4 separate regions of the Homo sapiens genome follow, and regions 1, 2 and 4 are each linked to region 3. Evidence: chromatin contacts called from ENCODE Hi-C or POLR2A ChIA-PET data. All regions are on one chromosome and are shown on one strand. The core of a region is the stretch at or near the end of the contact, and the rest is flanking DNA. Distances in the headings are between cores, read along the strand shown.

Region 1 (6,793 bases), core at 12-2,511, 3.5 Mb after region 3:
GGACGGGATGTCCCCGGGAGAGCTGGACTTGCGCCGCCCGAGGCCCCTCACCTCTTGCAGGGCGCGCCGCCTCCGGCCCCGGTCCGGTCGCGCTGTCGCCGGTTCTTGAACCAGTTGCTGACCTGCGTGAGCGACAGGCCGGTGAGTGTGGCCAGGCGGCGCTTCTCGTCCGGCGTGGGGTAGCGGTTGCCGCGGTAGCAGGCCTTGAGCGCTGCGCGGGAGCGCTCCTTGAAGCAGTAGACTGTCTCCTCGCCGTCCCAGATGGTCTTGGGCAGCGGGAACTTCTTGCGCAGTCGATACTTGTCCACTGCGCCAAGCGCGCGGCCGCGGGCCCGCTCGGCCTCATGGTAGCGCGCGCGCAGGTAGAGGTCCTGCAGGAAGGCGTGGTGGGCGGCGGGGAAGGGGCGGCTCTCGAGTAGCCGGTAGAGCTCGGCGTACTCGCCCCGCTGGAAGGCCACCAGGGCCCGCGCGCGCAACACCGGGTCGCTGCCACGTAGGCGCTCGGCCGGGGGCAGTGCGCCCAGGAAGCGGCTCAAGCGGCCGGCGTGGCCCGCCTGGAGCAGCGCCTCGCAGACGCACGCCACCTGCTCGGGCGAGAAGCGGAGGCCCGTGGGCGGTTCGGAAGCGGCCTCGGGGGGCGACCCGGGGACGCCCGGGGATCCCGGGCCCTCAGCTCCCGCAGCCGCTGCGCCCGCCCCGGCCCCGGCCGCCGCCGCCGCCTCACCCTCGGCCGCCTGCAAAGTCTGCAAGAGCTGGCGCGCTTCCTCCTCCTCCTCTTCGGTCGCCGCCGCCGCCGCCACCGCCTCCCCCCCAGCCGCCGGCCCCGCGCTCGGCTCCGCAGGCAAGGTAGCCATGTTTTGCAACTTTGGGAAGTTCCTCCCTCCCTCTCTTCCTCCCTCGGGCTTTCCCCAGCCTCCTCCCCCACCTGTCCCCCCTTTTCGCCCCCACTCCCCGCTCTTCTCGATCTTCTTTCTGGCCGACCCTGCGCCCCACGCCGGGAAGGCGAGATCCAGCTCTCCACTCGGGTCTCTGTCCCCTTGTGTGTGTCCGTCCCCCTCCCGTCTGTCTGTGATTCTCCCTTTGTTTTCCCTCCGCCTCTGGCCGCGCTTTCTGCCTCCCCCCAGCGTGTGCTTCTGGCTCAGGGCCTCAGTTTCCCCATCGGGACAACGCAGAAGGTAACGGGCCGTCCAGGAGGACTAAGGGCGCGAAGCCTCCGCCCCGAGACTGAGCTTCTGCACGCCTCCGTCTCCAGGGTCCTCTGCAGGCCCCCACATTCCCCATCTCGGCCTGCGCTCCGCCCCTCGGAATTCCCGGCTCCGCAGGGGGGGCGGGTCTGGCCGGGAGGAGGGGCGGGGAACGGGCTAGAAAGTTTGCAGCAACTTTTCTCGAGCTTGCGTCCCAGGAGCGGATGCGCGTGGCGTGCGCAGGCGCAGTGGAAGGAGGATGGCCGCGCGCGCTGCCAGCCCAGCCCCCTCTTCTCGACGCTCGGTGGCACAGCTGGGCCACAGCTGGGCGGGGGCGGTGCCTCCGGGTGGCCCGCTCGCCCTCCTATTGGCCGGACGCCAAAGCCCCGCCCCGTGGCTTTTCCTCCCCCAACCCTGATTCGGCCGCTTCGCATCCCGCTAGCTCCTCCCAGACCTTCGGCCGCCTCCACACGCCTCCGGATTGGCCCGCTGCGGAGCCTCCGGCCCACAACGCAAACCGCGGACACTGTGGAGTCCAGAGCTTTGGGCAGATGGAGGGCCTTTTATTCGCGAGGGTCGGGGGTGGGGGTCCTAGGTGGGGACAGACAATAAATACCGAGGAATGTCGGGGTCTCAGTGCATCCAAAACGTGGATTGGGGTTGTTGGGGGTCCTGTAGCCTGTCAGCGAGTCGGAGGACGAGGTCAATAAATATCCAAACCGCCGAAGCGGGCGGAGCCGGCTGGGGCTCCGAGAGCAGCGCAAGTGAGGAGGGGGGCGCGGGATCCCCGAAAAAGCGGGTTTGGCAAAAGCAAATTTCCCGAGTAAGCAGGCAGAGATCGCGCCAGACGCTCCCCAGAGCAGGGCGTCATGCACAAGAAAGCTTTGCACTTTGCGAACCAACGATAGGTGGGGGTGCGTGGAGGATGGAACACGGACGGCCCGGCTTGCTGCCTTCCCAGGCCTGCAGTTTGCCCATCCACGTCAGGGCCTCAGCCTGGCCGAAAGAAAGAAATGGTCTGTGATCCCCCCAGCAGCAGCAGCAGCAGCAGCAGCAGCAGCAGCAGCAGCAGCAGCAGCAGCAGCAGCAGCATTCCCGGCTACAAGGACCCTTCGAGCCCCGTTCGCCGGCCGCGGACCCGGCCCCTCCCTCCCCGGCCGCTAGGGGGCGGGCCCGGATCACAGGACTGGAGCTGGGCGGAGACCCACGCTCGGAGCGGTTGTGAACTGGCAGGCGGTGGGCGCGGCTTCTGTGCCGTGCCCCGGGCACTCAGTCTTCCAACGGGGCCCCGGAGTCGAAGACAGTTCTAGGGTTCAGGGAGCGCGGGCGGCTCCTGGGCGGCGCCAGACTGCGGTGAGTTGGCCGGCGTGGGCCACCAACCCAATGCAGCCCAGGGCGGCGGCACGAGACAGAACAACGGCGAACAGGAGCAGGGAAAGCGCCTCCGATAGGCCAGGCCTAGGGACCTGCGGGGAGAGGGCGAGGTCAACACCCGGCATGGGCCTCTGATTGGCTCCTGGGACTCGCCCCGCCTACGCCCATAGGTGGGCCCGCACTCTTCCCTGCGCCCCGCCCCCGCCCCAACAGCCTACAGCTGTTGTTAGTCCACTCGCACGCCTCGAATCCCGTCCGAACTCGTCATTGGCTGCTTCCTAGCGGCCTGTGTTGATTGGCTGCCCGAAGATCCGCCCTCCTGCCGTGGGCCCAGCCCCGCAAATGCGCAGCTAAGCGGGTGGCAAGGGGCGGGTGGAGCGCGGGGCGCGACGGCGGAGGGGGGCGTGGGCAGCCGGACGTACCCTGGCAGGGAGCAGCAGGTGGCGGCGGTGCATGGGGCCTGGCCCCACCAGCGGGCACTGGCCCACAGCCACGGCCGGGGGGCCATCTAGCTGGAGAGAGAAGGGACAGGTGACCCGATCGGAGCCCAGCCCAGCCCTCAGCGGTGGGGCGAGAGACAGCGAGGGGAATCGAGGTTGGGGAGGTTATCTAGGGAGATCCCGGAGGGAATCTGGTGAGGCCTGAACGGAGGGAGATCTGGGGCTGAATAAAGGGCTTCTGCCCTCTAAAGTCGCAAAGACGTAGGGTGAGCCCTATATCTGGACGGGGAGACCAGGAGCCAGGGAGGGGATCTGCAGAATGGGCAGCAGGTCTGAGGCAGGGGAAAGAGAGGGGTCTTACATGGGAAGGTGGATCCGTGGCCCGGGGACTGGGGACCCCCGTGACAGCTGGAAGGAGAAGAAAGAGGCATAGGGCGCGTGGAGGGGCGAAGGAGGGCGGTGGCGCGGCGTGCCCCAGCGTGGGTCCCTTCCCTCCTCCAGGTGTCTATACACGCCCCGCGGAGCAGACGGCCCACCTCCTCCCGGTCCTCCGGGGAAGGGGACACATGAGGGACTCACCTGTGGCTCCCTCTGCCTGCAGCAACTCCATCCGCTCCTGCAACTGCCGGACGTGTGCCTCTAGGTCCCGGTTCCGAGCCTCTGCCTCGCGTAGTTGACTGTGGGGAGGTAAGGACGGTGAGTCCGTCCGGGCCGGACGAGAGGGGATGCCAAGGGTTGCCACCGGCCCGCATCCCGGCCCCGGCCCCGGCCCCGATCCCGACCTGGCGAAGTTCTGGTTGTCCGTGCGGATGGCCTCCATCTCCCGGCTCAGGCTCTGCCGGGTGAGCACCTCCTCCTCCAGGGCTTCCTGGAGCTCCCGCAGCGTCACCTCGGCCTCAGCCTCTGCCGCAGGGACAGCCGCTGGAACTGCCACTTCAGCCTGTGTATGGGGACCAGGCTTAAGGCTGCCTGTGGCTCCTGGAAGACTCAGGACTTGGGCACTGGTTCCAGGCTAGGAATCCTTGTTTATCCCCTACTCCTCCGTCCCCTCAACATTTCTGGAATCCCCATAGCTCCTGCAATGATCCAAGCCCCCTCCCTTCCCTACCTCCCTCAGCCCCATCCCTGAGTCTGGTCCTCTAAATCTACACAGGGACCAGAGGGCTGGTGCTCAAACACTAACACAACCTATGTCCCTCTGCTGCTCAAAATCCCTCCAGCTCCCTAATGCCCTCACGACAAAAGGCCTTGCTGGGTTTTGTTTCCTGCTGGCCTCTCCAGCCTTCTCAGGAATGATTCAGCCAAACTACCTTTCAGGAACAAATCAGGATTCCCACCTGCCCAAGGCCTTTGCCCTGGAGGCTCTCGCCTGACCACTTGGCACCTTTCCTTCCATGGCTTGTTTCTCCTTCACCAGCGCTCAGCTCAAAGATCGACTTCTCAGATCCCCAGCAACACACACACCCTTACTTAATGCCCCACTGTAACTACAGAGACCGTCCCATGTCTGAAGTAACCTCGTCTCTCCGTGGTTTCTGTCTGCTTCTGTTCAGGAAGTCCCTAGAGGGCTCTACAGTGCACGCCACCCGGGAAGCCCTCACCTTTTCTCTCCCAATTGTCCCTGACGGACCCCCTCCCCTCCACCAACTTACTGTTTCATCCTGTGGGGACACCGAGGGCTCCAGGCTGGGCGCTTGCACGTGTGGCTCAAGCAGCTGCTCGGCCTCCAGTTCCATGGGTGTGGGGCCTGGGACCTCACTGTCCCTGGGGAGAGGAGGAGGGAGTGGGGAGGGAGACAGAATGCTGATTCTCTGGTGGAGAACCAGAACTTCTGGCCTGTGGGTAGGGGCAGCTGCTTCCAAGACCTCCTGATTTGAGGAAGGGGAGCAGCAGAGCGAAGAGAACAGAGTCCCAGGTAGGCCAATAGCCCCTCCTCTGCTTAGGAAAAGCCCTGCCCCTCTCCTGGCCTTGGGCCCCTGGGAGCTGCTCTTTCTAAACCTTCTGCAGGGACTTGGGGTCCAGACCCCCATGTTCTAGGGTCAGCTCATCTCCTCCCTTGACATGTGACCGCTGCAGACCCCTCTTCTCAGGGCCTCAGGACAGGGAGGCCGACCTGATGGGGAGACTGCTTGGCTCTGGCCACCTCCACAGATGTGGTCCTAAGACTGGGCATGGGACCCCAAGATGGCAACTTGAGGTCAGCACACCCCACTCAGCTGTGGGAAGGGGACAGCTCCTCCCTGGGGTATGAAGTGGCTGTCCCCTCCAACCCAGCAGTCCCTCCTGTGGGAACACGGCTCAGGACCTAGCTATCCTGGACATGCGCCTGGGTTCTAATAGAGGATGGGTTCAATCCTGACCCACCGTTCAGGCCCCGCAGCGGTTCAGAATCAAGCTGGAGTTCATTAATGATAAGGTATAGTATGTGTAATGTTGTCCAGTAATAAAAGCTGACTAGAAAACCAACTGTTCTCTTAGACAAAGTAGCATGAGGAAGGGGAAAAAAACAAACCAAAAAAACACCTGTTCTCCACTATTTAAACATGTGTCAGTACACGTGTGAGCCAGGGACCACTGCCATCTGGTGAGCTCACGAGATATCAACTTCCTTTTCCTTATCTGTATTTTCTAATTTACTTGTGATAAGCAATGCATTATTTGTGTAATTAATACTTTTGTTGAGACCAGGTCTCACTTTGTTGCCTAGGCTGGAATCTATCATGGCTCACTGAAGCCTCAAACTCCAGGCTCAAGTGATTCTCCTACTTCAGACTCCTGAGTAGCTAGGACTGCAGGCACAGACCACCATGCCTGGCACGATTTTTTCAATTTTTTGTAGAGACAGGGTCTCATTATGTTGCTCAGGCTGGTCTTGAACTCCTGGGCTGAAGCAATCCGTCCACTTCAGCCTCCCAAAGTGCTGGGATTCCAAGCGTGAGCCACCATGCCCAGCCTGTAAATTAGTACTTTTTTTTTTTTTTTTTTGAGATGAAGTTTCACTCTTGTTGCCCAGGCTGGAATGCAATGGCACGATCTCAGCTCACCACAACCTCCCCCTCCTGGGTTCTGATTCTCCTGCCTCAGCCTCCTGAGTAGCTGGGATTACAGGTATATGCCACCACGCCTGGCTAATTTTGTTTTTTAGTAGAGATGAGGTTTCTCCACGTTGGTCAGGCTGGTCTCGAACTCCTGACCTCAGGTGATCCACCCACCTCATCCTCCCAAAGCACTGGAATTACAGGCGTGAGCCACCACACCCGGCCTAAATAAATACTTTTTTTTTTTTTTTTTTGAGACGGAGTCTTGCTCTGTCGCCCAGGCTGGAGTGCAGTGGCATGATCTCGGCTCACTGCAAGCTCCGCCTCCCGGGTTCATGCCATTCTCCTGCCTCGCCTCCCAAGTAGCTGGGACCGCAAGCGCCCGCCACCATGCCCGGCTAATTTTTTTGTATTTTTAGTAGAGACGGGGTTTCACCGTGTTAGCCAGGATGGTCTCGATCTCCTGACCTCATGATCCACCTGCCTTGGCCTCCCAAAGTGCTAGGATTACAGGCGTGAGCCACCGCGGCCCGCCTAAATTAATACTTTTAAATGGCCTTATTGTTATATGGCTGATTCAAAGAATTTGCATTCTTTTACAACTGATTGTAAAAGTCTAAACTTCATATTTTCCAAGTTCTGAAGTCCTGTGGCTCTGTGTACTACAGACGTAAAAGTTAATGGTTACAAGATTCTGGGAAGCCCAGTCTGTGACTCTGAGGTTTTAAAATTCAATCTAACATTTTGAAGTACATAG
Region 2 (6,830 bases), core at 703-3,202, 3.6 Mb after region 3:
AAATAAAATAAAATAAAACCCCATAATAAACATTTCCACTTTTTTCATGATAATACATTCAGATCAACCAAAATATTTTACCCTGTTTCATTCTTCTTCTGCTTTTTGGTTTATGCTTTCAGTTTTGTTTTGTTCTTTTTTAAACACACATACACAAAATTCTCCTGCAGGAGCTAGATTTTATGCAAAAAAAGGAAAAAAAATGAAAATAAAAAAACCCATATATACATATTTCCCTTTCATTTACAAAAAGAGCATACACAGGGCCGGGAGCGGTGACTCACGCCTGTAATCCCAGCACTTCGGGAGGCGGAGGCAGGTGGATCACGAGGTCAGGAGTTCAAGACCAGCCTGACCAACATGGTGAAACCCCATCTCTACTAAAAATACAAAAATTAGCCAGGCGTGGTGGTGTGCCTGTAATCCCAGCTACCTGGGAGGCTGAGGCAGGCGAATTGCTTGAACCTGGAAGGCAGAGGTTGCAGTGAGCCGAGATCACGCCACTGCACTCCAGCCTGGGTGACAGAGTGAGACTCTGTCTCAAAAAAAAAAAAAAGGAGCCTACACAGGCCGAGTTTGGTGGCTCAGGCCTGTAATCCCTGCACTTTGGAAGGCTGAGGTGGGCAGATCACTTGAGGTCAGGAGTTCAAGACCAGCCTGGCCAACACAGAGAAACCCCGTCTCTACTAAAAATATAAAAATTACCTGGGTGTGGTGGGGCACGTTTGTAATCCCAGCTACTCGAGAGGCTGGGGTGGGAGAATCACTTGAACCAGGGAGGTGGAGGTTGCAGTGAACTGGGATCGTGCCAGCCTGGGCGACAGAGTGAGACCCTGTCTCAAAAAAAAAAAAAAAGAAAAAGCATATACAATAAACACCAACCTCCACTTCACTTGTTTTCCCTTAATATATGTTGGAGGCCACTATATCAGTGTATAGAGATTTTCATCATTTCCTTTTATCTACCTCATTCCTTTTTAGAGTTGCATAGTATTTTTTATGTGGATGTATTATAGTTTCTTTCAGCCAATCTTCTTATTTAAGAACATTTGGGATGCGTGTAGCCTTTTGCTATGATGAACAGTATCACTGTTTCCCCTTCCCTCTCGATGTACTCGTTAAGAAGTGGTACCCTGCCCCACTGCTACCTAGGAATCTGATGACTACCCTGTTTCCCCAAACTGGCTCTAGGAGTATCTTTTATTCCTTCAACGAACATTAGCTGGGCGTCTCCGGCGTGATTGGCGCTGTGCTGAGAACACAGTGGCGACAGAGACAAACCTAGTCCCTACCTTCATGGAACACACGGTCATAGACATCATAAAACAGCACACAGATAAGAGTCGGATAACAAATTAGACCACACGTGACATGAAGGAACACGGACCGACAAAAGCATTTAACAGGCGGATTTCTGGATGGAGGGCAGGGAAGGAGGGCTTCGCAGAGGAAGTGACGTTGGTGCCGAGACCCGAAGGATGAAATGGGAGTTAGCCAAGCCGAATGGGTAAAAGGATGTTGCAGGCAGAAGGGACAGCCTGTGCAAAATCCCCGAAGCGGGAAAGCGCATGGCAAGTTTAAGGAACCGAAAGGCCAGGGCGGCTGTTAGAGGTGGGGGAAAAAGCAAAGAGGCCGAGTCGAAGCAAGCGAGGTCTGCGGGGCGGTGGCGCCCGGGGGGCCACGTTGGAACTTTGCCTCGAGGGCACTAGGGAGCCAAGGAAGGGTCCTGAGCAAGGGAAGAAACATGGGTCGCGAAAGCCACTGTTCCCCTCTCCCCACGGCGATGCCCTCCCCGCCCGAGCCCCTGCTTCTTTAGGAGCCTCCTCCTTTCGTCTCCGGGCCCAAACGCCGCCTCCCGCTCACCGCAGCTCTGGCCTCCGTTCCCCTCGCGCCCCCTCAGCAGTGCCTCTTCCTACACTCCGCCGCCGCCGCCGCCGCCATCTTCCGTTCGTCGCCGGGAACGGTGCGCACGCGCCACACACCCAGGGCCGCCGGGAAATGGAGTCCAGAGCACAGCCCGACCCCGCCCATGCCTCGTCCCGTGCGAGCGGCATTCTGCCCGCCTCCATACTACGGCGAGCAGACCCTTCATTTCCGGCTCTGGGTCCGGCTAGGCCTTCTGGGAAATGTAGTCCCTTCGGAGGCACCGGGCGGAAAGGGAGCTAGAGCATTCTGGGAAATGGAGTTCTCAGTGGTGCTGAGTCCCTGGACGGCTGGCTGGTCTTGGAGAGTGCGGAGTTCGGGCAGCGAAGCTCCTGGGTCTTGGAGGGGAGGTGGTCTGTTGCCCTAGTGGGGTCTGCGGAGAGGCCCCGATCCCCTCCATCTTTGTTCTTGACCCTTTCAACAGTCTGAAGCATTTCTTTTTCTTTTCTTTTCTTTCTTTCTTTTTTTTTGGAAACGGAGTCCCGCTCTCTCTCCCAGGCTGGACTGCAGTGGCGCGATCTCGGCTCACTGCAACCTCCGCTTCCTAGGTTCAAACGATTCTCCTGCCTCAGCCTCCCGAATAGCTGGGATAACAGGCACGCACCATCACGCCTAGCTAGTTGTTGTATTTTTAATAGAGATGGGGTTTCACCCTGTTGGCCAGGCTGGTCTCAAACTCCTGACCTCAAGTGATTCGTCCGCCCGCCTCGGCCTCCTGCAGTGCTGGAATTACAGGCGTGAGCCACCGCGCCCGGCCAAGTTAAGCATTTCTAGCCGTCGGAAGCCTCAGTCTTCCTGTCTGTCCAATGGGGATGTGATTTCGGGGACCTTTTACGGGTCCTTGTAGTCGCATAGTGGCCCTAGCGTTCTGATTCCCCTTTCTTCCGCCACGGTCATGCAGGGCTCTGGCTCTTCGTCCTCTCCTGCCGAGATGATGAAGCCCCCTGAGGTAGAAAGGCTCCAGAGTTCTGACCTCGGGGCCCTTGGTATCTGCAGCGTCGCTGCGGGCAGCTCCCTCACTCCTGAATCACCCCCAGCTGTCGCGTCCTGGGGCTGCGGCCCCCGGCGCCTGAGGTCTGTCTCCTGGCGATCCCGCAGGGGGCGCCCCAGTCCGAGCGCGCCGCCCTCGGGGAGGCGGGAGGGGAGCCCGGGGCGGGCGAGGGCGGGGGTGTCCCGGCTATAAAGCGTGGCCGCCTCCCGCGGCGCTCGGGACAGCCGTACCCCGGGCGGTCGGACGGGCGGGCGCCGGTGGGAGCTCGGGCCGTGCCCGCTGAGAGATCCAGAGCGCTCCGTTCCCCCGGGGCCGGAGCGGGGGCGGGTGGGGGCGTAAGCCCGGGGGATGCTGGGCTCAGTGAAGATGGAGGCCCATGACCTGGCCGAGTGGAGCTACTACCCGGAGGCGGGCGAGGTGTGTCCTCGGGGATGGCGGAGCGGGAAGTTGGGGGCAGGTATCGGGGTGTGGGCTCACATGGAGCAGGGACTGGTTGTGGGTTCAAATGGAGGCAAAGGCGTCTACTTGGGCAGCTGAGGAACTGGGAACACGGAGACCAGGTGTGGAAGTCGGGGACCGGGGACGAGGCATGGATGGGAGCGCTGTTTGGGCAGCCTCGCCGCGGCCAGGGCTTAAAAATGGAAGTCAGGAAAATTTAGCCAAGGGTCGGGTCACACCTTAAACTTGGGAGCCGGGTGTTGGAGCCCCAAAAAGCAAGGGATTTATATGTACAAACCAAAGATAGGAATCAGAGTTCCAGGGTAGGGGACAGACTAGGGGGTTTCAGGATGTGAGGTTCAAAGTTGGAGGGAAAGAAAGACTAAAAGATGGAGGAGGAGTCACCATTAAGGGGAAGACTGAGGTGGGAGCTCAGGGCCAGCACACAGTGTTAAAGAACCGGGGTTCGGGGCTAAGGATCAGCTGGTAATCTAAGGTAGGGTCAGACATAGGGATTGGTGCTCAGGGGTCAGAGATGGGGGTGCTCAGAGATGAAGCTTCGTTTTTGGAGTCTGAAATAACAGGTGGCTTAGAGTTGGGCATCTGGGAGCAGAAGATGTAGCCATCAGCATTGGCAGGAGAGGGGCCGATCTCCACCCCCCCATCCCTACCCATGACCCTCCGCAGGGACTCCCCAAGTCGGAAGATGGAGAGTTTTAGATTGTGCACCTTCCCCTGCTCCCCGCCAGTCCAGCAACCTCCAGCTATTGCTAAAATTCCCATCCAGTCTCACCTCAGACAAGGCTTCCCTGGAGTGGGGGGTGGCGGCATATTCTAATCCCCTCACCTGGACAGACAGAAAGTCCTTCCTCAAGTCTGACCCCCATTCGTCTTGCTGCAACGACCCCTACACCTTAGCTACCTCACTCTGTAATCAACGTTGTGAGGTTGTTGGGGCTGGGGGTTGGGTTCTTGGTCTGAGAATTATGGGGGTCTGGACACTTGGACTTCTAACCTGGAAGGGGACTGTGGGCTTGAGGTGGGGTGTGGGGCAGGAATGGCTAGGTTCTCCAAGGAGTCAAGATCTGGTGACTGCGGGGGCCCCAGTGTGCCTGAGTCTTGGGTCTGGGGCTCGAAACTGTAGGGTGGGACTCCTGGATCCCCAGGCCTTCAGGGCTGGGCAAGGTGCCTGGGAAGGGCCAGTCCTGGGTTTGGGGAGGTGTGAGGTGCACGTGGGGTGGGGCAGGGCCAACAGGGAAAGGGACTGGGAGTGTTGAGAGGTGGAGGCAGGGTGGCTGGAGGTATCAGTTGTGAGATGCGGAAGGCAGAGACCCAGGTGGGAAATGGAGGGTTCCAGGTAGTGGGGGTGATCCCAGCTGGACCTCTGCAGAACTCAGTCTGGGGACCTGATTTAAGGGAACCACCTACAGACCAATTGTACAAACCAACTACAGTTGTTTTGGGGGCACATCTTAAGTAAATGATGGGGGTCTAGGCAGGAGGAGTTGATATTTGGGGCACAGTCTGAATAGATCCAAGTTTAGGGGACAATTTGTATGGAAATTGTGTCAGAAATTGAAGGAAAGCCGGCACAGTGGCTCACACTTGTAATCCCAGCACTTTGGGAGGTCGAAGTGGGAGGATCTCTTGAGCCCAGGAGTTTGAGGCCAGCCTGGGCAACATAGGGAGACCTTGTCTTTAAAAAAAAAATTTTTTTTTAATTAGTCAGGCATGCCTGTAGTCTAAGCTACTTGGTTGGGAGGCTGAGGTGGGAGGATCACTTGAGGCTGGGAGTTCGAGCTGCCGGGAGCTGTGATCGTATCACGGCACTCCAGCCTGGGTGACAGAATGAGACCCTATCTCAAAAAATAATAATAGTAGAGGGACAGTCTGGAGGTAATCAGCATTTCAGGGCATATTTTGGGAGAGTCAGTATTTGGAGGAATGGAAATGGTTGGGTGATACTGTCTGAGGCTCTCCCCAGCCTTCCCATCAGATAAGCCCACCTCTTCCCCTTGGGTCAGAACAATGGGGAGAGAAATACCTACACTCAGCCAGCAACTGAGAGCTGAGAGGGTCCCCAAACCACTTCTTGCCCATAGCACCCTCCCGCTTGGGGTGACGTTAACACTCAGGGCAGCTTGCTGTCTGGAAAGAACTTGGAAAGTTACCATCCTGGGATATCCCTGTTGGCCTCAGGTTCTTGCAGATCAGCTGGTCCAGCTGCTCCCCTGTTTTAGAGGTGGTTAACTCTGAAGCCCCGCACGCAGAACACTGGGGTCCTGGGTTGGGTCTGGGACTAGAAACTTGGCTTCTGGCTTCACACTGCCTTCCTCTGCTCCCTGTCACACCCTTCTCCAGAGACAATAAGGAAATGAAAGAGGAGAAATTCCAGTCTCCTGGTGTGGGGGTGCGGGTCCCCCAAGGGCTTCCCCCCAATCTCAGCCCCACCCTGTCAGGGGAGATCCGGCTCAGACCCGGACACCAGGGGTTCATCCCAGCCCCGGGGCGTGGGAAAGCCTAGGGTGGATTAGGGCAGCTGGAGTGCTTGAGGTCGGACCTCAAGGAGGACTTCCGGGTGGGTGGGGAGCCAGAAAGGAGGGCCCTGGGGTCCCTGTCTGTCTTACTCTGCAATACCAGAGAGCCTGACTGGGTTGCAGAAATGGGGGGTGGAGGTATAGGGGGATTTGGAAACTCTGTGGACCCCTCTAATCCATCACCTTCTCACCTCATCCCTTTTCTTTTTCTGGGGAGGGGACCCGAAGCCACCAACCAGCGGGAGAGCCTGCATGGGGGAAGGGAGTAACTGTGGCTGCAATTTCACTGTAAGACTTGGGGTGAGGGGGAATGGATTTGTTGAAGGGAGGGAGATAGATAGATAGATAGATAGATAGATAGATAGATAGATAGATGCATGGATGGATGGATAGATAGATTGATAGGAAGATGGTGGCTCGTCATGGTAGCTCATGACTGTAATCCCAGCACTTTGGGAGGCCGAAGAGGGTGGATCACTTGAGGTCAGGAGTTCAAGACCAGGCTGGCCAACATGGTGAAACCCCATCTCTACTAAAAATACAAAACTTAGCTGGGCATGGTGGTGCATGCCTATAATCCCAGTTACTTGGGAGGCTGAGACAGGAGAATTGCTTGAACCCAGGAGGCGGAGGTTGCAGTGAGCCGAGATGGAGCCACTGCACTCCAGCCTGGGTGACAGAGTGAGACTCTATCTCAAAAAAAAAAAAAAAAAAAGACAAGAAGATGGGCTGAAGGAGGAAGAAAGGTGGGAGTTGGGGTTGGGAGGGGAGTGGGGTAGAGTCGGATAGTGAGAGAGAGTGCCCAGGAAGGGAGAAAGAGATGGAAGGATGGAGAGAGAGACAGGGGCCGAGATGGAGGGGAAAGAAAGATGGGAGAGGACTCGGGAGGGGTCGAGGGTGGGCAGGAAGAGCAAAAGAGGTTAGGGTGGAGACAGAAGGGA
Region 3 (6,051 bases), core at 1,157-3,656:
CCTATCCTGGGGCTGTGGGAGGAAGGGAAATCTCTGCAGGAAGCTCGTTGGGGACCTCTTTGTCCCCTCCTCCTCTTTGAGGAAAGGTGGATGCTGGGACCTTCCCAGTGACTTTTCCCCTCTTCCTTTCTGGGAATCTTAAGTCCTGCTCCCCTCCACATAGGAGGATATTGATACCTAAATCTCTCTGCTTCAAGGGTTGGCAACCCCAAATTTCTACTTCTAGGAAGCAACAGATCACTGGTCCATCTTGGTACTGGGAGACATCAGATGTTGACTCCATCTACTCTGGATCTACTGCCCTCTGGCCCCTCCTATTTGGAGAAAGCTTGACCGAGCCTCTTCCACTTCAGGGAGCAGTAACCCTGAGGTACTCCTACTTTAGGAAAGCACTAACCTCTCTCACAGCCTAGAGGATACTGACCTCTAAGTCCTCCCCTGTAGAGCTGGTAACTTTACTGGTTCTTGGTGACAGAAATGAATGTCCTCTCCTGCTATAAGTGCCAGTGCCCTGACCCTCACTTTTTGGTACTTTGAGGTTAGAAAAAAACACTGACCTGACCTCTTCATCTGAGTGGTCCAGAGACCCAGACCCCTCACTATATGTGGGTGGTCCCTAATGGACAAGCACCAAATTATGATAATGATGAACCTGACCTTTATTATCAAGGAGCTATTCCAGCCTCAGTCCTTTGAAGGAAAGCTATAATTCCCAATTCCCATTATTCAAATGGTGGCAAACCTTGGTGCCATTCTTAGAGGATAGTGACCCCTTTGAGTAACTGATGAACCAAATCCATTTTTTTGTTTTTTTTTTTGAGACACAGTTTCGCTCTCGTTGCCCAGCTGGAGTGCAGTGGCACGATCTCGACTCACTGCAACCTCCGCCTGCTGGGTTCAAGCGATTCTCCTGCCTCAGCCTCCCGAGAAGCTGGGATTACAGGCGCCCGCCACCACGCCCAGCTAATTTTTTATATTTTTAGTAGAGACAGGGTTCCACCAGTTGGCCAGGCTGGTCTCGAACTCCTGACCGCAGGTGATCCGCCCACCTCAGCCTCCCAAAGTGCTGGGATTACAGGCGTGAGCCACCGCGCCCGGCCACCAAATCCATTTTGAGGGGCCAGTGACAAGTTCTTTCAGAGGGAGATAACCCTACATCACTTTTTTTTTTCAGAGCCAATGACACCATACCTTAGAACAATTATTAAAAAAGTATAACCTTAGATCCATATTCTGTAGGAAACTGTGACCTACCCTGCTCCATTCCATTTTTGTTAAAGGAGACACACCAAGCCATGTATTTTAAAACATGGACTATGGACTTGGTTTGAAGGATATGCTGACTCCCAATGTCTTTATATCTAAAAGGCAGTAACTATTAATTCTCACCATTGGCAGTACAGCTCAACAAGATTTAGGGTGGGTAATGATGCCAGGTCTTGGTTTTAATAGGGAAGATGATCTGAGTACCAGGTTTGGAAAGCCTGGCCCTATTCTTTGGGGACAAAACACAGTAACCTCAAAGCCCTGCTTCTAAGTGATATTCGCTCCAAATCCCCATCTTCTGAAGGACAGGGAATGCAGATCCCTCTTTTTCGGGGTTGGTCTTATTCTTGTTCTCTTAGGAGACAATAACCCTAGATCCCCATTTGCAAGCGACTGTGACCTCTGATCCAATATTATAATGAATAGCAACATCAGATACCTGTTCTTAAGGCTCAAGGACCCAAGACCTCAATAATGGAAGAACAGAGACTTGTAACCCGTTTCTTTAAGTGTTAGTAATTCTGATCCACGAGTAATTCTGATCTCCAAGAGATGGTAACCCCAAGACTCCTTTTCCTGGGAGGAAGAGGGCTCGGATCCCCGGTATGGGGAGGCACAGTGACCTCGAGCTCCTATCTAAGCACATGAAAGAATCTGATGGATGTCTGAGGAGCTTTGGGAACCCTAATCACCACCCTACACGGGCGCCACTAGTACTCACGGCCCAGCTTCACCCCGGGCGGCGGGAAGCTAGTGCCTGCGCCGGGGCCTCCGCTGCCTCCTCCGCCGCTGCCGCCGGGTCCACCCCCGGAGCTCGAGGCCCCGACGCCCCCACCCATGGCCCCGACAGATGCCTTTCCGCCGCCGGTGCCGCCTGGGCCGGAGGCCGAGCCTCCGGGGCCGCCGCCGCCTCCTCCGCCTCCGCCGCCGGGCTCCGCGAACGAGCTAGTCCGCGCCCTGCCCGAGCCCCCAGGGCCGCCTCCCGAAGGCCCGCCGCCGCTCATGGCGCCGAGCACAGGCCCAGGCTGCGGGGCTCGGGCTGCCCGGGCTGCCCCAGCCGCCGCCGCTGCCGCCGCCTCCCCCGGGCCCTGGCCTCTTCCAGGCCGCGCCGCTCTGGCTTGGGCTCCGGCTCCGGCCCAGCGCCCGCCGCGGGGCACGCCGGGAGATGCAGTCCGGCTGTCGTCCGCGCCGCCGTCACCGCCCTCGGCCCGCACAGAGAGCCGCGTGGCACGCCGGGAAATGAAGTCCACAAAAGCCTCAGAGTAGACCGCGGGAATGATGGGCGGGAATGACGGGTCACGCTGTACGTCGGGAAATGGAGTCCAGGGTAATCTGTCAGCCGACTGTACGACGGGGAGCCCTGAAGCACTTTAGGAAGCAGAGAGCCTGATGCACGCTGGGAAACGGAGTCCACTCACTCAGTCTATTAGCTGTGTATGCCTCCCAGAGCTCGGTGCGCTCTGGGAAATTGAGTCGGCCCGCGTGAACCTGCGGGTCTCGGGCCGTGAGGCAAGCCGGGAAATGGAGTCGTCGCCACGCCCTCACCGCATTGCAGGTGTAAAGCGATTTTTAAAGCACGCCGGGAAATGGAGTCTCAGGTGGTTTTTAAGCCCCAGGTGGATACTGCAGTTCCGGAGATGGGCGAGGAAATGGAGTAGGTTTACGCGCTCCTCTTTCCAGGTACGCTGGGCCGCAGTCCCTGCCGGGAAGTGTAGTCAGCACCAAGGCCTCAGTGCAGTTGCCACAGCGAGCCCTGGTGTGTTCTGGGAAATGGAGTTCGACGTATCCTCCCCATTGACTGAGGGGGCGGGATCGCCCATGAGCTCCAAGCATGCTGGGGAATAGTCCAGACCTGACCCTCTGTGAGGCCAGTCTGCGGAGGCTTGCCGGGAAGCGAAGTCCAATGGCCACCATCAGGGGCGTGTGAACGAAAGGTTAGAGACTGCGGCAGTTCCCTGGAGAGACTTAAAAGTGTTTCAGCGCCTCCTTCCTCGCCCCCAGGTCCTTCTTTAAGAAAGAGCCGAGGTCGATCAAGGACTGCTGGAAAATGGATCCAAGCACCTTTAAGTTCCAGGTGACCATAGATCAGGAAAGAAAAAATGTCCCCTCTCTAACCGCAACTCTGCAAAGATTCGGGAAACAAAGTTCCCGGCGGTTTCTCAGAACACTAACTAGTCTTCGGATACAGTCTAGCTTTTCCTAGCAATGTGGTTCGCACCAGGAAGCTGAATGGAGCATTAAAAAGACGGAAATGTCATTTCTGGGCCTGGCGCTGTGGCTCAGGCTGGGCGCCAGTAGCTCACGCCTGTAATCCTAGCACTTTGGGAGGCCGAGGCTGGCGGATCATCCGAGGTCAGGAGTTCGAGACCAGCCTGGCCAACATAGCGAAACCCCCGTCTCTACTAAAAGTACAAAAATTAGCCGGGTGTGGTGGCGGGCGCCTGTAATACCAGCTACTCAGGAGGCTGAAGCAGGAGAATCGCTTGAACCCGGGAGGCATAGGTTGCAGTGAGCCGAGATCGCGCCACTGCACTCCAGTCTGGGCGAAAAGAGTGAGACTCCGTCTCAAAAAAAAAAAAATCCTGTCTTGAACCACCATTCAGTTTTCAGTTTTTGGTTTGTTTTGAGACAGGGTCTCGCTCTGCCGCCCAGGCTGGCGGGCAGTGGCGCAATCACAGGTCACTGCAGCCTCTAACTCCCAGGCTCAAGCAATCCCCCCACCTAAGCCTCCCATGTAGGTGGGACTACAGGCGTGCACCATCACGCCCAGCTAATTTGGTTTGGTTTGTTTTTTGGGGTGGTGGGGGGTAGCGGGGTGGGCTTCGCCATGTTGCCCAGGCTGGTCTCCAATTCCTGGGCTCAAGCGATTCTACCTCAGCCTCCAACGTGCTGGTATTTCAGGCTTGAGCCACGGCACCGGGCCTCCCACTCTTGTGTTTTGCATCCTCCGCTTCCTAAATTACAAGATCCCGGAAAGCCAAAAATAAGGAAGCCAGCTGCCTCAGGTTTTGTGTACTCAGTGAGTCGTCCTATTTATCGATTAATACCCGAAGGAGAGTAGCCCCCAAAAGGCGCTGGGAAACAGAGTTCCTGTGTCTGTATGTGTCTCTTCCTCCCCCGGAAATACTTAGAAGTAGAATGAAAGCGTTCTCAGCCCCTCCCGCATCCTGGAATGGTGGGAAATGGAGTCTCTGGACTTCACGTTAATCCGAGCTTGTGCTTATACTAACTGTCCTGTCCTTTCTGAAACCAGAAGAAAGTCCTGTCCACTCAGTTTGTTCCTGACTGCAATTCCCCGCGGACACAACTGCGGGGGTCGGTAGCGCCAAAGCCTGTTGAGACTACATTACCCAGAAGGCAAAGTGCGGAACACTTCCGCTCCCTTCACAAAGCAGGTGGCCGCACCACGCGCGGCTAGGCGCGGGCGTTTCTGGGAGTTGCAGTTTCCCAGCCAAATGGTACCTGCTGCCCTCTGATGGCAGCTCTGAGTCAAAAAGTAAAAATTTCAGTCGAGCCCCTTGGCCTAGGGATTCCAACGCGGGACCAAGACGGCTCAAAAGGGCGGCGACATGGGGCAGGATAGCGAGGGTTATTTAACCGCCAGAACCCGTGGGGCATGCGCCGCTGCGTGTGGGCAACCGCCACGAGGGGATTGGGGTCCGTGGGAGTTTGAAGGTGACGGTCTGCAATCTATCAGGATGTTTGTAGAGGATGAGAATGTTCATAGAGGGATGCTAGGAAGGGTTGTAAACGTCTGAGAGAGGCCTATGGGTGTCTAGAAGGGCTAAGAGGAGTCCGTGGAGTGGTGAAGGGGTCTTTGATGAGCTTAGTTGACAGGATAATTACTGGGGACCAGTGGAGAAGCCTGAGGGGACTTAGGCTGTCTGCTAAAAGTTCTATGGGTGGGTGGACGCGATGGCTTACACTTGCAATCCCAGCACTTTGTGAGGTCAAGGCCGTGGATCACTTGAGGTCAGTCAGAAGTTCGAGACCCGCCTGGCCAACATGGAGGAAACCCCATCTCTACTAAAAACACACAAAAAAATTAGCCGGGCGTGGTGGCCCACGCCTGTAATCCCAGCTACTCGGGAAGCTGAGGCACAAGAATCTCTTGAACCTGGGAGGCTGAGGTTGCAGTGGGCTGAGATTGCACCACTGCACTCCACCCTGGGCAACAGAGTGAGACTCTGTTTTGAAAAAAAAGAAAAAAAAAAAAGGTCTATGGGAGACAGAAATTACTGGTGACCAAGGGGATCTCTGAGCGACCTGAAGGGGTGAGGGATGGTTGAGAAGCATTGGGAAGGGGCTTTGAGAGTCTGTGGAGGTACTGGGGCTACACGTACAAAGCAGGGAGGTCTCTGATGAGATTAATTAATATGTGAAGTGCCTTGAGAGCATCTGTAAAGGGCTTTCTACTTGGAAGCAAGGATCTCAGAGGATATGGATGGGACCAAGGGTGTCTTCTTGCAGGAACATTTCAAGCCAGCTAGCTAATAGATTTAGGTGGGCGATTAAAGGTTAGAGTAGCCGCTGGAGTTTTCAAGGCCAAATGCCACCTGTGACATCCTACACAGCCAGAATCTGGGGCAACTTGTCTGGTAGGGCTGTGGTCTGACCTGGACAGCAGTTAGGGAGCTGAGCTGAGCACTTATGATTCCATATTAGATGTGGTTAGAGGTGCTTTGAAGGCACTGGGTTCAGGGGCTGAGGCCAGTAGTTAGGGTCCTCTCCTCCCGAGTGACAACATCCCCTTCTCCATCACCCCACCACCACCACCAACTCAGC
Region 4 (6,394 bases), core at 1,217-3,716, 3.6 Mb after region 3:
TTAAATGCTTTTGCCTCGTTTATAAAGAGCGAGTTTTCAGGAGGTCCCTTCTCAAGGAGGAGGGGGGCACCTCTCCCCCAACTACAAGCAGCAGCAAAGCCAAGCCAAGGAGGACAGAGGGAAACTGGAGGGGCCAAGGGACCCCAAACACCCCCTCGGACAGGAGCCACAAGCTTTCTCCCCCCACCCACAATGCATCTACCCCAGGGGACCCATCTGGGTGGAAGAAGGGAGTATGTACACAGATAGAGGTGGCACTGGGCTGGGTCGGGGAGGGAATAATTTATCCGCGGCAGCGGTGGGTGGCAAAGGGGCAGAGGGCAGTAGCCTGGAGGCAGTGGTAGCCTAGGGGTCCCGTTCTTTCTTAACTTTGATGTCTCCAGCAAGGATGGTGGCGATCTCGCCCTGCATGAAGGCCCAGGGCACGGAGGAGCCGACCAGCGGGCACTTGTCTCCGCTCGGGCAGTACACCTCCCCGGCCGGGCCCTGCGCCTTGATGAACTCCCGGGAGCAGGGAAAGCAGAACTTGTGTCCGGGCACCGAGGGGCACTGGACGAAGTGGGTGTCTTCTAGCCGCTCCCTGCACAGGGTACAGCACAGGGGGGCCCCAGGGGTCGCCCCAGTGCCGCTGCCACCCCCGCTGACAGCTTCGGCCCCCGCTGTGGGACTGACTTCTGCTTCGCCGTTGCGGGCCACAAGGCGATGCTGGGTTGGCGGCTGGGCCGTGGAGGAGGCTGCAGGGCTGGCGCCCCCTGCACGCACAGGCCCCCCGCCTCCGCCAGGGTCCTTGGGTGAGTGGCCCAGGGCTTCGGCCACATTCTTCAGGGCGGCAATGGGCGAGGGCACACCAGGGGTCTCAGCGGAGTACGGGCCGCCGGGTGCCACCCAGTGCCGTTGCTGCTGCTCCTCGGTGGTCATCTTCCCAGCCGCCTCGCCCTCCGGCTCGGGGGATGCCTTGCGACGGCGCGGCGTGGGCGCCAGGTTCCGGGATGGGGCTCGCGGGGGTGGGCCACAGAGAGCCGCAGGGGCCGGCTCTGGGTACTGCTGGGGCAGGGCCTCCGCGGGAGCTGGCTCGCGGAAGCTGCGGACGCCGTCGGTAAGCAGCTCGCCCAGCTGCCGCCATTCTCCTGATCCATGCCGGCGTTCATATTCGAGGTACTTGAAGCCCGAAGAAGCCAGTGCCTTGCCCGGCTCCCGCAGAGCATCGTGGAACATCTGGCGAGCCACTGCCAGGACGCCGGCGTACACATTGCCGGAACCACAGGGGTATTCGGTGAAGAGCTTCAGCTCGAACTCGTATCCTGGAGGACGGGCAGTAGCATCGAAGGCGAACACTCGCCCCACCAGCCCGTGATCCTTCTTGAAGCGCACATTGAACGGGGCGCAGGCGGACAGCGCCAGTAGCTGTTCCCGCACTGCTTTGGGGCGCCCGTGCCATTCCTCTGCCCGGCCTCGCATGGCCTCGTTCAGTTCTGCCAGACAGTCCGCATTCCTCTGCTGCTTCTCTTTCTCGAAATCGGAGCCGAAGAGGGGACGGGCAGGACTCAAGCCGGGTGCCAGCGTCAGGCCTCGGCTTCCCAGGCCAGACACTGCAGCTGCCAGCAGCCCAGGGGGCATCAAGCCAGGCATGGAGCCAAGCAAGGCCCTTCGCGCCCCCTCAGCCACGGCCTCCTCACGGCCCAGCCCATTGGCCAGGCGGGACCCCAGAGTGTACTCCAGGGCGGGCGAGGGCAGGGGGAGGCGGCCTGATGATGTGGCCCTGTCATAGCGGTCCTGGCCCGACACGCCGCCGCCGGTCCCTGACGGCTGGGGCTGGGCCTGCGGGGGCGGCAGCTGGGGCCCCTGTGCGGCTGCCGCCGCCAGGTCCTTGGTGGCCGGGTGCTTAAGGGCCGGGGGCCCGGGCGAGCGGCCCTCGGGGAGCACGTGGCTGCGCTTGAGCTGGCGGGCGGCATCGATGAGCAGTTCGATGCGGTCCGCGCCCTCGAAGTTCACGCAGCCGCGACACACGGCCTCGCTGAAGTCCCACACCATGGCCCACGGCATCTTGGGCAGGTCGCACAGGTAGCACCACTGGCGGCGGGACGCCTGCACAGACGCCATGGCCCCAGTCCGCGCGCCGCCCAGCTCCCGCGTTCCACCGGCCGCCGACGTGCGATCCGCGCCGCCAACGTTCGATCCGCGTCCCGGGGACAGCGCGAGCCACGGTCCGGCCTCCGGCTCGGCCTCCCCGCCGGATCCAGGCCCGGCCCCCCTTCCCCGCCCCCTGGGCCCTAAGCCTTTCTGCTCACTCCCGCCTCCCTCGCGAAGGCAGGCTGAGGCACGTCGGCGCCCCCGCCCGGTCCGGGCTCCGAGCCGAGGCGCACAGCTCGGGCCCCACGATGGGCCGCGAGCGCCGCCGCCTCGGGCTCCCGCCGCTCTCGCCGCCGCCGCTGCAACGGCCGCCGCCGCCTCCACCTCCTTCTTCTGCCCCAGAGGCCGCTTCGCAGGGAAAGTTACATAACACGCCTGCAAAGCCTTCTGGGAAACGTAGTCCCGCCGGGGCCGGCTCTTAAAGGGAACGGCGGGCAGACGCGGGCTGGGGGGGTTGTCGCCTCTGCCGGCGCAAACCTTACAACCTTCTCCGTGGGGCCGGAGTTCAGCGCGCCGCAAGATGCTGGGACACAAAGGTGGTAGGCGAGGATGCAATACAAATGATCAGAGCTACTCCGGATTCAGAAATTGTGGGGGTGGGTGGACAGGCTTCCGGGCTTCCAACTTCTGCTCGGATTTGCTGTGCAGCTTTAGGCAAAATGTCTTGCCCTCTCTGAACCTCAGTTTCCCCGCCCAGCAAAGGTGGGCCAATGACGGATTAGGAAAGTAGCAGCTTCTGGGGCGGGGCGGAGAAGCCCTGATTGGCTTCAGAGCAGGGACGGGAAGCTGGCAACTAGGTGGGGGTGGGGGTGGCCACCTGGCACTTCGTCCTCCCCCCGGAATCCTAGATATATGCTTCTGGGGCCCGCCACAGCCAGAGAAGGGAGAGGACTAAGGGCTTCCGAGCCAGAGCCTTGTCTCAGTTGTTTCTCTGCTAAAAGAGTGGGGCGACTGGCCGCCCTCTAACCCTGTCCCAGCTCTGCCCGCGCGCTCTGGTCTCTAAAGGGTTACACCATCGGGGGCTCGGCGTCCCCCACCCGCTTCACTACAATTCCCAAAATGCACTGCGGGTCGGACATAGTGACGCACTTCCGCCCTCTGGGAGGTTTGGGGAGGCCTTCCAGATTCACGCTACTTTCCCGGCTACCCCCCGCCCCCCCACTTTTCTGGGGGCTCTTTACGTGCATTCGGAGCGTGGCGTTTGGGGGACCCTTATCTTCTGTTGCTCCCCAGTTTGAGGGAAGAGTAAGGGGTTAAGAAGTGACGGGCAAGAGGAGGGAGTTGCTGGGGAAGGGCAAACACCAGACCAACCTTTCCCCAACCTTGAGCGCTCACTACCTGGAAGGCCCAATCAGGCTGTGAGGACCCTTCTTCTTTCCCAGGCATTGGGAACTGGACGAGGCTGTCTTTGGGGAAGGGCGGAGGCGGGTCTCCAGGTTCCAACCCACAACAGCCCCTTTCTCTAGGCCTGGGTCCGTGTTAGGTGCTCAAAAATATTTGAATGACGTACCAGTTGGCCCTGGTTTTGTCTAGTGAGGGGCTGCTTGTCCCTTCTCCTCCCGTCCCACTGGAACCGCAGCAGCTCTGATTCTGTTACCCAGACCTCACAATTTTAAAATGGTTTCACAATTTTGTCTACTACCTGTATTTGAACACTTTTCTCCCTTAAAAAAAAGATTTATCAGGCTGAAGTGGGAGGATTGCTTGAGCCTGGAGATAACAGGCTACAGTGAACCATGATTGCGTCACTGCACTCCAGCCTGGGCAACAGAGCAAGATCCTGTCTCAAAAAAATAAATAAAAATAAAAAGATTTATCTATTTTTGCCTCATCCTAGGTAATACGTTCACAATCATGGGTTTCATGTACTGTGGTTACCTTAAAAAAAATTAGTGAAAACTATCGACTCATTCAAGAGGACATTAATATGTCACTTAAAGTTGCCTTTGGGCTATTATTTACGAAACACTAATGGGAGTTAAGGCTTCTGGCCAGATTCAGCCTTCAGGTGGACTGGATTGGCCTCTGACCAGCTGTGGCCTTGGGCCAGTTTCTAAACTTCTTGGAAAAAATGGAGACCCCCTCCAGTCTCCTTTTATTTGGGTACCTTCAGATTGAATGCAAACATGCATATAAATGCTTAGCTTGGTGCCTGGCACAGAAAATAAGTGCCACAAATGGAAGTTGTTTTTAAGCTGGACAGTTATTCAAATATTCAACCCCTCTTCCATGCTGGGCAATGCTGGGGACATAGCAGTGACTGAGACAGGCTTTAAGCCTTGCCCCTGAGAAGCCCCAGCCTGGTGATGGAGGCAGATAGTAAATTTACTCAAATGATGAACTAAAATTTGTGATGACTGCGGTGGGGAATGTGTGTCAGGAAAAGCTTTCCTGGCCATAGTGGCTCATGCCTGTAATTCCAGCACTTTGGGAGGCCGAGGAGGGCGGATCACTTGAGGTCAGAAGTTTGAGACCAGACTGGCCAACATGGTGAAACCTTGTCTCTACTAAAAATTAAAAAATTAGGGGGCCGGGCGCGGTGGCTCACGCCTGTAATCCCAGCACTTTGGGAGGCCGAGGCAGGCAGATCACAAAGTCAGGAGATTGAGACCATCCTGGCTAACACGGTGAAACCCCGTCTCTACTAAAAATACAAAAAATTAGCCAGGTGTGGTGGTGGGCGCCTGTAGTCCCAGCTACTCGGGAGGCTGAGGCAGGAGAATGGTGTGAACCCGGAAGGTGGAGCTTGCAGTGAGCCAAGATCGAGCCACTGCACTCCAGCCTGGGCGACAGAGTGAGACTCCATCTCAAAAAATAAAAATAAAAAAAAAATAAATAAATAAAATTAGGCCGGACAGTGGCAGTGGCTCACATCTATAATCCCAGTACTTTGGGAGCCCTATCACTTGAGGTCAGGGGTTCGAGATCAGCCTGGCCAACACGGTGAAACCCCCATCTCTACTAAAAAGTACAAAAATTAGCCAGGTGTGGTGGCGCACACCTGTAATCCCAGCTACTCAGGAGGCTGAGGCAGGAGAATTCCATGAACCCAGGAGATGAGTTCACACCACTGCACCTCCAGCCTGGGGGACAGATGCAAGACTCCGTCTCAAAAAAAACCAAAAAACAACAACAAAAAAACAAAAAACTAACTAAATAAGTAAAAATACAAAAATTGGCCAGGTGTAGTGGCACACGCCTGTAGTCCCGGCTACTTGGGAGGCTGAGGCAGAAGAATCACTTGAACCCGAGAGGCAGAAGTTGCAGTGAGCCAAGACCGCGCCACTGCACTCCAGCCTGGGCGACAGAGGGAGACTCTACCTCAAAAAAAGAAAAAAAAAAAAGAAAAGTATAATCTAATTATAGGAAGAAAGACTCTGACATCTTTATGTCCATTCTACAGATGAGGACACTGGAAGCCAATGGTTACACAGTTGGCCAGGGCAGCACCAGTACTTGAGCCACGTCTTGAGTCCAGAGTGGTGGTGATTATCTACTTTGTTACCTGGCCCTGCAGCAGAGTAAAAGAACCAGTTCCTGCCTTCATGACATTATGGGCAAATGTGCCTTAAATAGATAAAGGCCTGTGTTCATTTAGAGTCACTATGAAAAAGAACCCAGCTGTGTGTGGTGGCTCATGCTTGTAATCCTAGCACTTTGGGAGGCCGAGGTGGGAGGACTGCCTGAGCCCATGAGTTCCAGATCAGCCTGGACATCATAGAAAACCCCATCTCTAGAAAAATAAAACAATTAGCTGAGCATGGTGGCACATGCCTGTGGTCCCAGCTACTTGGGAGGCTGAGGCAGAAGGATTGCTTCAGCCTGGGAGATCGAGGCTACAGTGAGTTGTGATCATGCCACTGCACTCCAGCTGGGGCAACAGAACGAGATCCTATCTCAAAAAAACGGAAAGAAAAGAAAAGAAAGGAAAAGAAAAAGAAAAAGAACCACAGGACACTGAAAGAGACTCTAAGAGGCAAACCCACGTTAGCCTTGGGGAAGGAATCTAGGACTTTCTCCTGGAGTTGACATTTAGACTGGTATCTAAAGGAAGAGTAGGAATAAGATTTCATGTAAACACAAGACTTGATGGCTTTAAGAATTAAAAAAAAAAAAAAGCTGGAAAACCACCAGCCTCCCAATTGCCTGCCTGTGGAGGGGGCGGGGCAGGTGTAGGTGCTGGTCCCCCAGGCCTGTCTCAGACAGAGCCTCAAGTAATTGTATTAAAAATAAGTTTATTGATATCTTGTCACCACTGGGAGAA

What was found. Hi-C counts contacts between places; a loop is a spot of excess contacts on that map. ChIA-PET counts read pairs that join two places held with the same protein, here RNA polymerase II (POLR2A). Pooled maps may share reads with other maps.
Region 1: a loop to region 3 is called in a pooled map, with 7 times the contacts of the local background. The contact joins the promoter of SIX5 here to the promoter of GSK3A in region 3. A Hi-C loop is called at or near these places in 1 of 50 pooled maps. POLR2A ChIA-PET finds 5 or more read pairs at or near these places in 3 of 52 experiments (BJ, HCT116 and WTC11).
Region 2: a map of CD8-positive, alpha-beta T cell shows a loop between it and region 3 (22-fold over the local background). The contact joins the promoter of SYMPK here to the promoter of GSK3A in region 3. A Hi-C loop is called at or near these places in 2 of 168 maps with a recorded cell type or tissue (B cell and CD8-positive, alpha-beta T cell) and 4 of 50 pooled maps.
Region 4: a pooled map shows a loop between it and region 3 (19-fold over the local background). The contact joins the promoter of IRF2BP1 here to the promoter of GSK3A in region 3. A Hi-C loop is called at or near these places in 6 of 50 pooled maps. POLR2A ChIA-PET finds 5 or more read pairs at or near these places in 2 of 52 experiments (WTC11 and naive thymus-derived CD4-positive, alpha-beta T cell).

What each region holds. Positions count from the first base shown.
Region 1 is chr19:45,767,991-45,774,783 of GRCh38, forward strand. It overlaps SIX5 (SIX homeobox 5), which reads right to left and starts at 1,262. Exons shown (of 3, transcript NM_175875.5): 1 at 52-1,262. The coding sequence starts at 854. It overlaps DMPK (DM1 protein kinase), which reads right to left. Exons shown (of 15, transcript NM_004409.5): 10 at 4,651-4,762; 11 at 3,781-3,938; 12 at 3,578-3,675; 13 at 3,360-3,406; 14 at 2,981-3,070; 15 at 1,727-2,650. The coding sequence ends at 2,498. It overlaps DM1-AS (DM1 locus antisense RNA), which reads left to right. Exons shown (of 2, transcript NR_147193.1): 1 at 1-141; 2 at 3,500-3,893. RefSeq lists enhancers at 1-240, 1,732-1,811, 1,972-2,081, 2,522-2,601, 3,601-4,158 and silencers at 1-111, 562-781, 1,142-1,681, 1,533-1,717, 2,242-2,401 and 1 more.
Region 2 is chr19:45,861,195-45,868,024 of GRCh38, forward strand. SYMPK (symplekin scaffold protein) reads right to left here and starts at 1,953. Exons shown (of 27, transcript NM_004819.3): 1 at 1,864-1,953. FOXA3 (forkhead box A3) reads left to right here and starts at 3,132. Exons shown (of 2, transcript NM_004497.3): 1 at 3,132-3,331. The coding sequence starts at 3,263. RefSeq lists enhancers at 978-1,616, 1,868-2,277 and a silencer at 2,918-3,327.
Region 3 is chr19:42,240,196-42,246,246 of GRCh38, forward strand. It overlaps GSK3A (glycogen synthase kinase 3 alpha), which reads right to left and starts at 2,407. Exons shown (of 11, transcript NM_019884.3): 1 at 1,988-2,407. The coding sequence starts at 2,270. RefSeq lists silencers at 1,949-2,228, 2,259-2,468 and enhancers at 2,759-2,968, 2,898-3,692, 3,029-3,078, 3,693-4,486, 4,089-4,148.
Region 4 is chr19:45,883,675-45,890,068 of GRCh38, forward strand. It overlaps IRF2BP1 (interferon regulatory factor 2 binding protein 1), which reads right to left and starts at 2,467. Exons shown (of 1, transcript NM_015649.3): 1 at 1-2,467. The coding sequence starts at 2,100. The coding sequence ends at 346. MYPOP (Myb related transcription factor, partner of profilin) reads right to left here. Exons shown (of 3, transcript NM_001012643.4): 3 at 6,349-6,394. RefSeq lists enhancers at 1-432, 2,642-2,791, 2,942-3,181, 3,242-3,291 and silencers at 1,722-1,961, 2,002-2,481.